2 separate regions of the Homo sapiens genome follow, and region 1 is linked to region 2. The links are chromatin loops, found by intact Hi-C in ENCODE. Cell type or tissue: heart left ventricle. All regions are shown on one strand.

Evidence for each region. A loop is a pair of places that touch in the nucleus more often than their neighbours do. Peaks named below come from ENCODE experiments on the same cell type or tissue, not always from the same donor. Only the 100,000 strongest peaks of a DNase experiment are listed, where the experiment ranks them.
Region 1: it touches region 2 in a loop (2.7-fold over the local background); 6 of 110 quality-filtered maps call a loop at or near these places.

What each region holds. Positions count from the first base shown.
Region 1 is chr4:125,072,897-125,077,896 of GRCh38, forward strand. No RefSeq gene overlaps it. Among named protein-coding and RNA genes, the nearest start is that of FAT4, 240 kb to the right of the region's middle. In heart left ventricle, no CTCF peak of the experiment used is centred here; no DNase peak of the experiment used is centred here.
Region 2 is chr4:124,331,247-124,336,246 of GRCh38, forward strand. No RefSeq gene overlaps it. Among named protein-coding and RNA genes, the nearest start is that of LINC02516, 220 kb to the right of the region's middle. In heart left ventricle, a CTCF peak has its summit at 2,973 (motif pointing right); no DNase peak of the experiment used is centred here.

The DNA.
Region 1 (5,000 bases), 740 kb after region 2:
ATAGTACTGGTATAGAAATAGGCACATAGGCCAATGGAGCAGAATAGAGAACGCAGAAATAAATCCAAATACTTACAGCCAACTGATCTTTGAAAAAGCAAACAAAAGCATAAAGTGGGGAAAGGACACCTTATTCAACAAATGGTGCTGAGATAACTGGCAAGCCACATGTAGGAGAATGAAAGTGAATCCTCATCTCTCACCTTATACAACAATCAACTCAACATGGATCAAGGACTTAAATCTAAGACCTGAAACTATAAAAATTCTAGAAGATAGCATTGGAAAACCCCTTCTAGACATTGGTTTAGGCAAGGACTTCATGACCCGGAACCCAAATGCAAATGCAATAAAAACAAAAATAAATACCTGGGACTTAATTAAACTAAAGAGCTTTTGCAGGGCAAAGGGAACAGTCAGCAGAGTAAACAGACAATCCACAAAGTGGGAGAAAATCTTCATAATCTATACATCTGACAAAGGACCAATATTCAGAATCCACAATGAACTCAAACAAATTAGCAAGAAAAAACCAATCCCATCAAAAAGTGGGCTAATGACATGAATAGACAATTCTCAAAAGAAGATATATAAATGGCCAAAAAACATGAAAAAATGCTCAGCATCGCTAATGATCAGGGAAATGCAAATCAAAACCCCCTTACTCCTGAAAGAATAGTCATAATCAAGCAATCAAAAAATAATAGATGTTGGCATGGATGCGGTGAACAAGGAACACTTCTACATTGCTGGTGGGAATGTAAACTAGTACAACCACTACGAGAAACGGTGTGGATATTCCTTAAAGAACTAAAAGTAGGACTACCATTTGATCAAGCAATCCCACTACTGGGTATCTACCCAGAGGAAAAGAAGTCATTATACGAAAAAGATACTTGCACATGCATGTTTATAGCAGCACAATTTGCAATTGCAAAAATTTGGAACTAACCCAAATGCCCATTAATCACCGAGTGGATAAAGAAACTGTGAGATATATATATATATATATATAAAATATATATTTTCCATCATATATGTATTCCATCATATATATCTGTATATCATATATAGATATATATCATATTTACAGATATATATGTCATATGTAGATATATATATCATATGTATCATATATAGATATAAATATGATGGAATACTACTCAGATATAAAATAGGAATGAATTAATAGCATTCACAGCAACCTGGATGAGATCGGAGACTATTATTCTAAGTAAAGTAACTCAAGATTGGAAAACCAAAACGTCGTATGTTCTCATTCATAAGTGGGAGTTAAGCTATGAGGATGCAAAGGCATAAGAATGACACAATCGACTTTGGGGACTCAGGGGGATAGGGTGGGAAGGGGGTGAAGAATAAAAGATTATAAATTGGGTGCAGTGTATATTGCCTGTGTGATGGGTACACCAAAGTCTCACAAATCACCACTAAAGAACTTACTCATATAACCAGACACCACCTGTTCCCCAATAACCTATGGAAATAAAAAATAAAAAAAAAGTCTTATGAAACTCTACTTACAAAAGCGATGTGGAAAATACAGTTGTCCTTTAAATCATTCTTTTAATTAACTATTGAGGAAAAAGAAAAGAGAACATAGATTCTGGAATGTTAAAACTAGGGAGAACTATAGAAATCATCTAATTTATCCTCAATATATTCTAGATAAAGAAAGAGAAGCTTACATAAAACTCCTACATTTATGAACAGAAAATAAATTATGGTAGTTTACATTAGCCCCTTTTCATAAACAGGTATGTGTATATTCTTAAAACTGAAAGGACTATTTTTTTTTATCAGTCAGTAAACTGAAAGCATCTAAAATACACAGTATAATTTTATTGACCCATGTTAATATGAATTATATTGTTGACATCAACAAAAGGTTAATCAACACTTTTTTTACTTCGTCAACAGTTGGGAAAAGCCAAAGCTAATTGATAGTATTTTAAGACTGCTGCTGCTTTCTTCCTTTTAAGGAAATGTACTTAACAAAAGTTTGCTTAACATTGAATGCATTGTTCCTGGAGCAATTAACTTCTTACATTTGGGATGCCTTAAGTAAAAATAAAAGAATCATTAGATGGAATATTAACTGGTGGAAAGAACAGACCCATTAAATAAAGACATGTGCTGCCAGGTTAAAATTAAAAGAGAGTAGATGACATACAAAGTACTAAGAGAAGGTTGAATATAGTATTTTTACAAGTGTAAAGTTATTTACAAGAAGTTGATATTCCTTCTTGAAGAATAGAGTCAAGGGTTTTTTTTTGTTACTGTTTCTATCACTATTCCTCCTTCCACCTTATTTATCTGAGAACTCAGTGGAGTATGAATAACTAGACTATTTTTTCTTGAGTTTCCTCCTCCTCATAAGCTCAAATGGAAAAGCTGCTTCTCACGACCTCTAAGAATATTATAGCTGGATGTTGAATCAATTACAAATCATAATTCTGTGCCTATTACATGACTTTAATGTCCAGGAATATGTTTTAACTATCTTTCTAATAAATGTCTTAGCTATATAAATATAAGTAAGAACTTATACACTATATCACCAAGAAAAAGTCAACAGTCTCACAATGTGGGTATAATTCTTCCTTCCGTATTGCTTCTTTATACGTTCTCCCACTTCATCCATTGTCCTCAATTTATATAGGTTTGTATTTTTTCTTTCTCTTCAACATCTCATTGAACACTTATTGAGTCCCTTTTCTGTTCTGGACATAGGGCTTATTCCGTTACCAACTTTCTCATTCTACCTTTAAATAAGAATTTCCCCTCAAATCTTGTTCTTAGCTCTTTTCTTTCTCACCGTGTTTTTAAACTCCTCATTTCCTTCCATGCCTTCCAATATAATTTCCACAATAATTACTTCTGCACTCTTTATGGAGAGCCCTGATTGGTTAACAAACTTTTTTTTCTTAGACTGCTTATCCTTTACTTTAAACTCACCAATCTATAACGAAATTTCTAATCACTGATTCTGCTCTATCCTATAGCAGATGCAGCTCCAGGGAATGAGACTCTGAGGTCTGCACCTAACAAGACCTGGGGACACACCCAGTTTTGTCATAGGTCAGCTGTGAGATATTGGACAAGTTTCTTACATGTAGGAAAGTTTCTGACCTTTTCTAACACTAATTTTTCCTAGTATCATGGGTATAATAGAGGTACCTCCTCAGGTTTAGCATGGGTAGAAGGAGCGTTCAGAGTTAGACGTGAATAAGGAAGTGCAGGCAAATAAAAGCAAAGTGAGGAGACTGCCCCAAGATTTGGATGAGTTGCAAAAACAAGCACCAAAGAAAAATCTTGGTGTGAGGGCATTGGGAAAAGAATTGAATCTGACACAACAGCTTTGGCAACCTTTGAAAGAAGAGTTTATTTTCTCTATGCTTGGTAGAATTGTGCCTGCTATTTGCATGGAATCTTTATTTTGGTTGATGGCCCAGCTGCATATTTCATTCATATCTCTTTAAAAAATAATTTGAGTTGTAAAACAAAAGAGGAAATTCACTCTTTTATATCCCTGTTTTTATACATACCAATGCCATTATGTAATGTAGAAAACCTGACAATATTGCATACTCATAGATATATTTTGCCCATATTGTGATTCATATTTTGTGTTTGTGTATTTTAATCTAACTCGTTAATATTTTTCATCTATAAAGCTAGAAGCTTTTTTTGACTTGTTTAGAAAAGGTAAATGAATTTATTTATTCCATCAAAATGTTACACCATCCAGTATTTTCTTGGGAAATGTTCTTACACCAAAATTGAATGAGAAGAAAAAAGCGTCACATTCACTCAGAATTAATTTAAATTTTACTTCATAATTCAAAATTTTACTTCAAAATTATTTGTGAAATAAAAATATTTTCCAAGGTACATAAAGAGCTGATAAAATCATTCTGTATTTCAACTTTATCTGGAAACCACTGATATGTACAGAAAAGAGAAATGCACAGGAAATATATATATATGTATTTATGGTTAATATTTGCCCATCGAATTTTTTGAATTAGTTATGATATTTAAACTAATATGAAAGCATACAACATGGTGCATTGCTACACTGCCACACTGTGAAATAGGACAGGGAATATTTTCCTGCTTCATTATCCAATCACCTGATGCCCTTTAATTAATTAATTTTATGTGCCTAACATTTAAAAAGGATAATTTTTTAGTGATTTTTAAGCATTTATCTGTTTAATTCTAGAACTACAAACACATTTCCATTGTCATATAACTTACTTTTTCATCCTAGTATTCGTTTTGAGTTTCACGAATAATCATATCAAATGGGCAGCAATCTGACTAGCCTGTCATGTATGGTTTATTCTCCAATTTTAAAAAACATACATTATCAAAATGTTTTAATATTATCGATCTATTTCTTTTTTTTTGCCACGTCCATTTATTTGTTCTCAATTTTCTCTGACTTCTGTAAAATTTTTTTTGGTCAGGGAGGAATGTTGGGCTAGATGATTTCTAAGGTCTCTTTTGGTTTTGATATTTTATTGCTCTACACAGTTTGGTTTTTGCATTAAGAAGTAATTCACTTGCTTTTACTTAATTCAGCTTTTTCTTCTATAACGTAGAACATTTCCTTTCCAAAGACCTAACAGATCACTGGTGATTTATATTTTGGACTACAACCACCTTGTAAATACATAGAACCTAAACAATTCTTAGAAATAAATAACCTGTTTTTAGTTTTATAATTCTTTAAATAAAACTTATCTTGATGCCCTCTGTGTAATACAACTGAGGGAATTTATAGTTGAATAATTGCACCAGGGAAAATACAATGGAGAAGCTCAAAGTCAAGCTGATATTTTTCTCCTATTTTATGGGGTTCTGATTAGGAAGATCAAAAATTGAAAATTGCAGATAAAATAAAACATATTTGTTTTATTTCAAGCAAGTTGTTTGTGGGTTTGTTTTTATACACACAAACAACAGTTTTTAGA
Region 2 (5,000 bases):
ATAACAGGCCCCTAAAATTCCTGTTGATGAAAGAGTGAGATTGTGTTTCTTCCACATTACTACTTCCATATTCTTATGTCAAGCTTCCATTTCATGGGGTATCTCACAACCAAAATAGTTAAAGCCTCTTGTTCTCTGCAATTTAGAATCTACTTAGAAACAAGTGTTAGTAATTGTTTGAGCCAAGAAGATGGAGAAGGAGCAAAGAAGCAGTGTTCATCTGTATACTGAGAAAATAATGATACAGTGTCCAGAGGGCTCAGATGAACAAAAGCAGTCATTTTGTCTTCTGCCCAACAAGTGAAAAAACATTACAAATCTTAATAACTATGTCGACTAATAATAAATAATATGTATTATGCACTCCCTGGGTTCAGGTTGCTCTTTTATGTGTGTGCACATGTGTTTGTATGTATATACATAAATGTATAGTTTATACGTAAAATACCTCAATTCACTTAAGTCACATAATAATCCATGCATGTTTGGATTAACGCTATACTTGCTTTATAGATTATAGATAATAGCGTTAAGGTAAAGGAAAATTAATTAACTGTCCTGAGTATACACACATAATCTGTTAGACGGTAAGGATTTGGACCACAGCAGCCTGGCACCAGAGCCTGTGCTATCAACTATAAAGCTATATTGCTTCTTGATGGAAGTTATTAAAATTAATCCTCCTGGTTTGGGATTCTATAAACTGCCTGTTTGTCTCTATGGCAACCATATTCAAAGCCTTCAGCTTCTAGACTCTCATGTGAAATCCCTACTAACCATAAGAACCACATGGCTCCTGTGTGTCCCACAAAACATATGCATATGATTAGATTTTATATATGACTCTTAACATCTTCCTCAAATAAATGTTCAATACTGTGAGCACTGGTTTTAGTTCATACATGAATTGTTTACATTTGATTTCCTAGTTATCAGCCTGAACAAACAAGTGAGGAAGGGAAGAAAGCGTGCACTGTCCTCCTCTTTCTAGGTCTTGAATGTATTCAAAAGTTTCATGGTTGGCCACAGGGTGAAACCTTGGAGGTCTTCCTAAAAAGTGTGGGGGAGGCCCTCAAATCCATAAAGGCAGTCAGCATGCTCCTGAATCAACTCTCAGAAAAGCACCTTCTAAGCTATTAATGATTAACATTTATGGGTATTGTTTTTTACATGCACATCCTAGTTTTGGGGGAAAATACTTACACACGTTAATTTTATGTTTTAATTCAAACCGCAAATGGCACAATGTTACATAGTAACTCAGTAGTAGAGCAGGGACTAGGGGACAAGAATTGTTCCTTTTCTTTTCTTTTTCTATTTCAGTCTTTACTGATCACCTGACATGCCAGCGACTACAACTATACAGGGCACACAGAAAAAAAAAATGCAACCCCTGTTCATCATCACCCCATCATTTACAATCTCTGATGTGATTGTAGCATCATCACTCTGCTTGGTTGGGCCTGTGAGCAGGAGTTACATAACTCAGAGCAGCAGCAATCACCAGGGCCCTGGGAGGGTAGATTTGCCTGCATCCTCTACTCACCCAGAGCCATGCAGCAAGGGCTGGATGGCTGCTAGCCCCAGAAAACCTTAGCAGACTGTGAGGCTCAATCCAGTTTTGAAAAGCGGTAAAGAATGCACCCATTGGGCCGGGCGGGGTGGCTGACACCTGTAATCCCAGCACTTTGGGAGGCCAAGGTGGGCGGATCAAGGCCGAGATCAAGAGATGGAGACTATCCTGGCCAACATGGTGAAACCCCATCTCTACTAAAAATACAACAATTAGCTGTGCATGGTGGCGTGCGCCTGTATTCCCAGCTACTTGGGAGGCTGAGGCAGGAGAATCACTTGAAACCCGGGAGGCAGAGGTTGCAGTGAGCCGAGATAGCACCACTGCACTCCAGCCTGGGCAACAGAGCAAGACTCCATCTCAAAAAAAAAAAAAAATGCATCCATCAGGAACGTTGTCTTTACCAATCCCTAGCCTCCACCCTTGGTTGCCCTGGAATTTTCTTCCATCAATCCCTCTGCTTAGTATGAGGTAAAAGGCTGAATGTATTTCAGCTATAATCAGAGGCACTAGGAAAACTGTGTGTGTGTGTCCATGAACACTCCCAGGTACATGTATGTGGGTTGGCAAATGACCTGAGGGAATATCAGGGAGGGAAGTAAAGCAATTTAAAGTACAGATGAAAGGAACTGAGGATGAGTGCACGGTTCCTGGCTCAAGATATGCTTCTCAGAAGTTTTGTAGAGTATTTAAAAGCCCTTCCTGACTTGTCAGGTAACCCACATTTTCCTAATGGTCTGAGCTAGTGGAAATGGAATGTGCTTTTTCGATAGGCTGCTCAATCTAAATCTCTGAGTATCTTCTGATTTGTCTGGTAAGCAAAATGTATGACTTCAGAAATCTTAATTGGCATTTAACGAATGACTTTTCAGCTTAAATGTTAGTCTTGCGTAATTACAACTCTTCAAGTAAAAATATGGTATTCTGGTAAAGAAATTTAATGTCTCAAAGAGGAATAGTTTCCAAATAAAAAGCTGCAGAGAACTTAAAACTACGATCATGAGATCACTGCTTTGTATAATTTATATGATACAATCATTAGATTCGTTTCCTTTATAAGTTACTTCAGACATAATACTAGAAATTATATAGACTTGCTAATGGATTCCCTTTTTAGAAAATGCTATCATATATTAATACATCTCTCTACTTCCTTATTATTAAAACATAATCCCCATTTATTTCCATTTAGAATAATCAAACAAATCAAAAGCATGATACTAAGCACTATAGTAGTAAGGTTGCATAAAAAGAAAAATGACTAAAACCACAAATCTACTGAATAATAATACTTAAGTAGAATAGTGTTATTTTATAATTTTATTAAATGAATTTAAATAAAAACAATGGTTTGTGCAGAAAGCTAAATGCTAGATTTAAAACCATAATATCAACTGGGAAAATGCCACTAGGTGGAGCCCATGGTTTCTAAGATTTTTGATAGTCTCCTCAAGTAGTCCTGGGGTAAGTATTTTCTAGCTGTTGAGTCACAGTGTTGTTAACTGTTAGGGAGAGACATTAGCTTGATATATAGGACGATCCTTTGGTTACGATTAGGAAATGGGGAAATTCGAGAATGGGGTAATCATTTTTCCTTCTGTACAAGTTTATAAAAGAATGCAAGTACAATCAGCCCATTTCTGGAAACTAACAGTAATTTAAACTGACTTTCTGAAAAAGAACAATCAATAATTTAATAATACTATGGCAAAGAAAGCTAGCTCTTTGGCAGAACTGTTGAAATGCAGTTTTCTCTTATTAGTGGGTATTAAATATCCACTTTAAGAGAAGTTTAAAAGAAAATTAGAACAAAAAAACATTTTAAGATATACTTGTAAGTCAAGCACATGGCAAATAAAAGAAACGCATTTTAAAAATTATTTAGATTGCATTCATCAGGCAGTTACAATCTGTTAAGTACATTCCGGAAAAAAATGTGAATATAGGACAATTGTACTCTAGTAGCTATTCTAAGGGGGCAAAGAAATAGCTTTGCTTACAGATGATACACAGTTCAGCCTATTAAAAATAATATTAAATTACTGATTTCACAGTCATTCTTCTTCATTAAATTTAGTTTTTTTAAATGTAAAGCTTTTAGGTATCATTAACATTAATAAACTACTTATTTAAGTCATATAATTTGATAAGTTTCACATACATAACTGCAACAAAATTTGTGCTCCCTTAAAACTTTTCTTGTGCTCCTTTGTAATACCTCCCCTCCCCATTATTCTCTGTTTTCTCTCTCCCTGAAGTGACCGCTAATCTGTTTTCTGTCACTGTAAGTTAGTTCATATTTTCTATCTGGATTCATACAATATGAACACTGTTTTTGGTGAGGGTGCGTCTAGCGCTTCTCCCTTTCAATAATCATTTTGAGATTCATCTACATTGTTCTATGTATGAGTTCATTCCTTTTGATTGCTGAGTGATATTCCAAGGTTTGGATATGCCATAGTTTATCTATTTTTCTATTGATGGGGATTTATGGGTTTTTTTCCAGCTTGGGATTATTACAAATAAAGACTCTATGAACATTTGTGTACTAATCTCTGTAGAGATGTGTATTTCCTTTTATCTTGAGTATAAGCTAAGAGGGTAAGGGCTGGTAAAGGGGAATTGTCATATGACAAGTGTCTGCTTAACTTTTTAGGAAACCGGCATGCTGTTTTCAAAATTGGTTATACCACTTCTTCCTTTGTATGTAATAAAGTACATATCTCTGTTTTATGGATATTAATGAAAGTAATGAATATCATTGAGTTGCTTAAATTAGGAAAAAATAAAACAAAACAAACTTTGACTTTCTTCTACTTAAGAATACACTATCCTGGACCACAGTGTCAAATTTGTCTCCTATGTGCTCTAGAGGAACAAAGATAAAACCATAGTCACTACCTTTAAACTACTTGCATACATTAAATAACTTAAAACATCATTGGGTAAGTTAACGAGAAGAAGAAAGAAACAAATAAGATTTTTAGTTCATCAACATATGAACAGGATGAAACAACTTAGAATTGTAAACCTTATAATTTTGTTGCTCTAGGTTATGATAGATGCACAGCTCAAAATTTAGAATAGTATCTGCTTCAATGTTCTACCCTAAATTCAGGCCATGTGTTCTTATTTTACATTAAAAAATGTACTCACTATTTCCAGCAGAACAATTTCTCATAAAACTTCTCAAGCATATTACTTTTCCAGTAATAAGAGTGCTTGCTATACTTTTAGTATGTTTTGGTCTTTATTCAAATAAATTAAGTTGGCCATAGTTTAAGTTGTACTATATTATCTTTTTGGAAAACATAGCCCATGTTTTTAATTTAATGAAATTACACCACAGGAAGAAGGTGTCAGTTAAACGTTTTGAAAATATTTCCTTACCAGATGTATGATTTCATATAAACTGCCTAATTGTCTA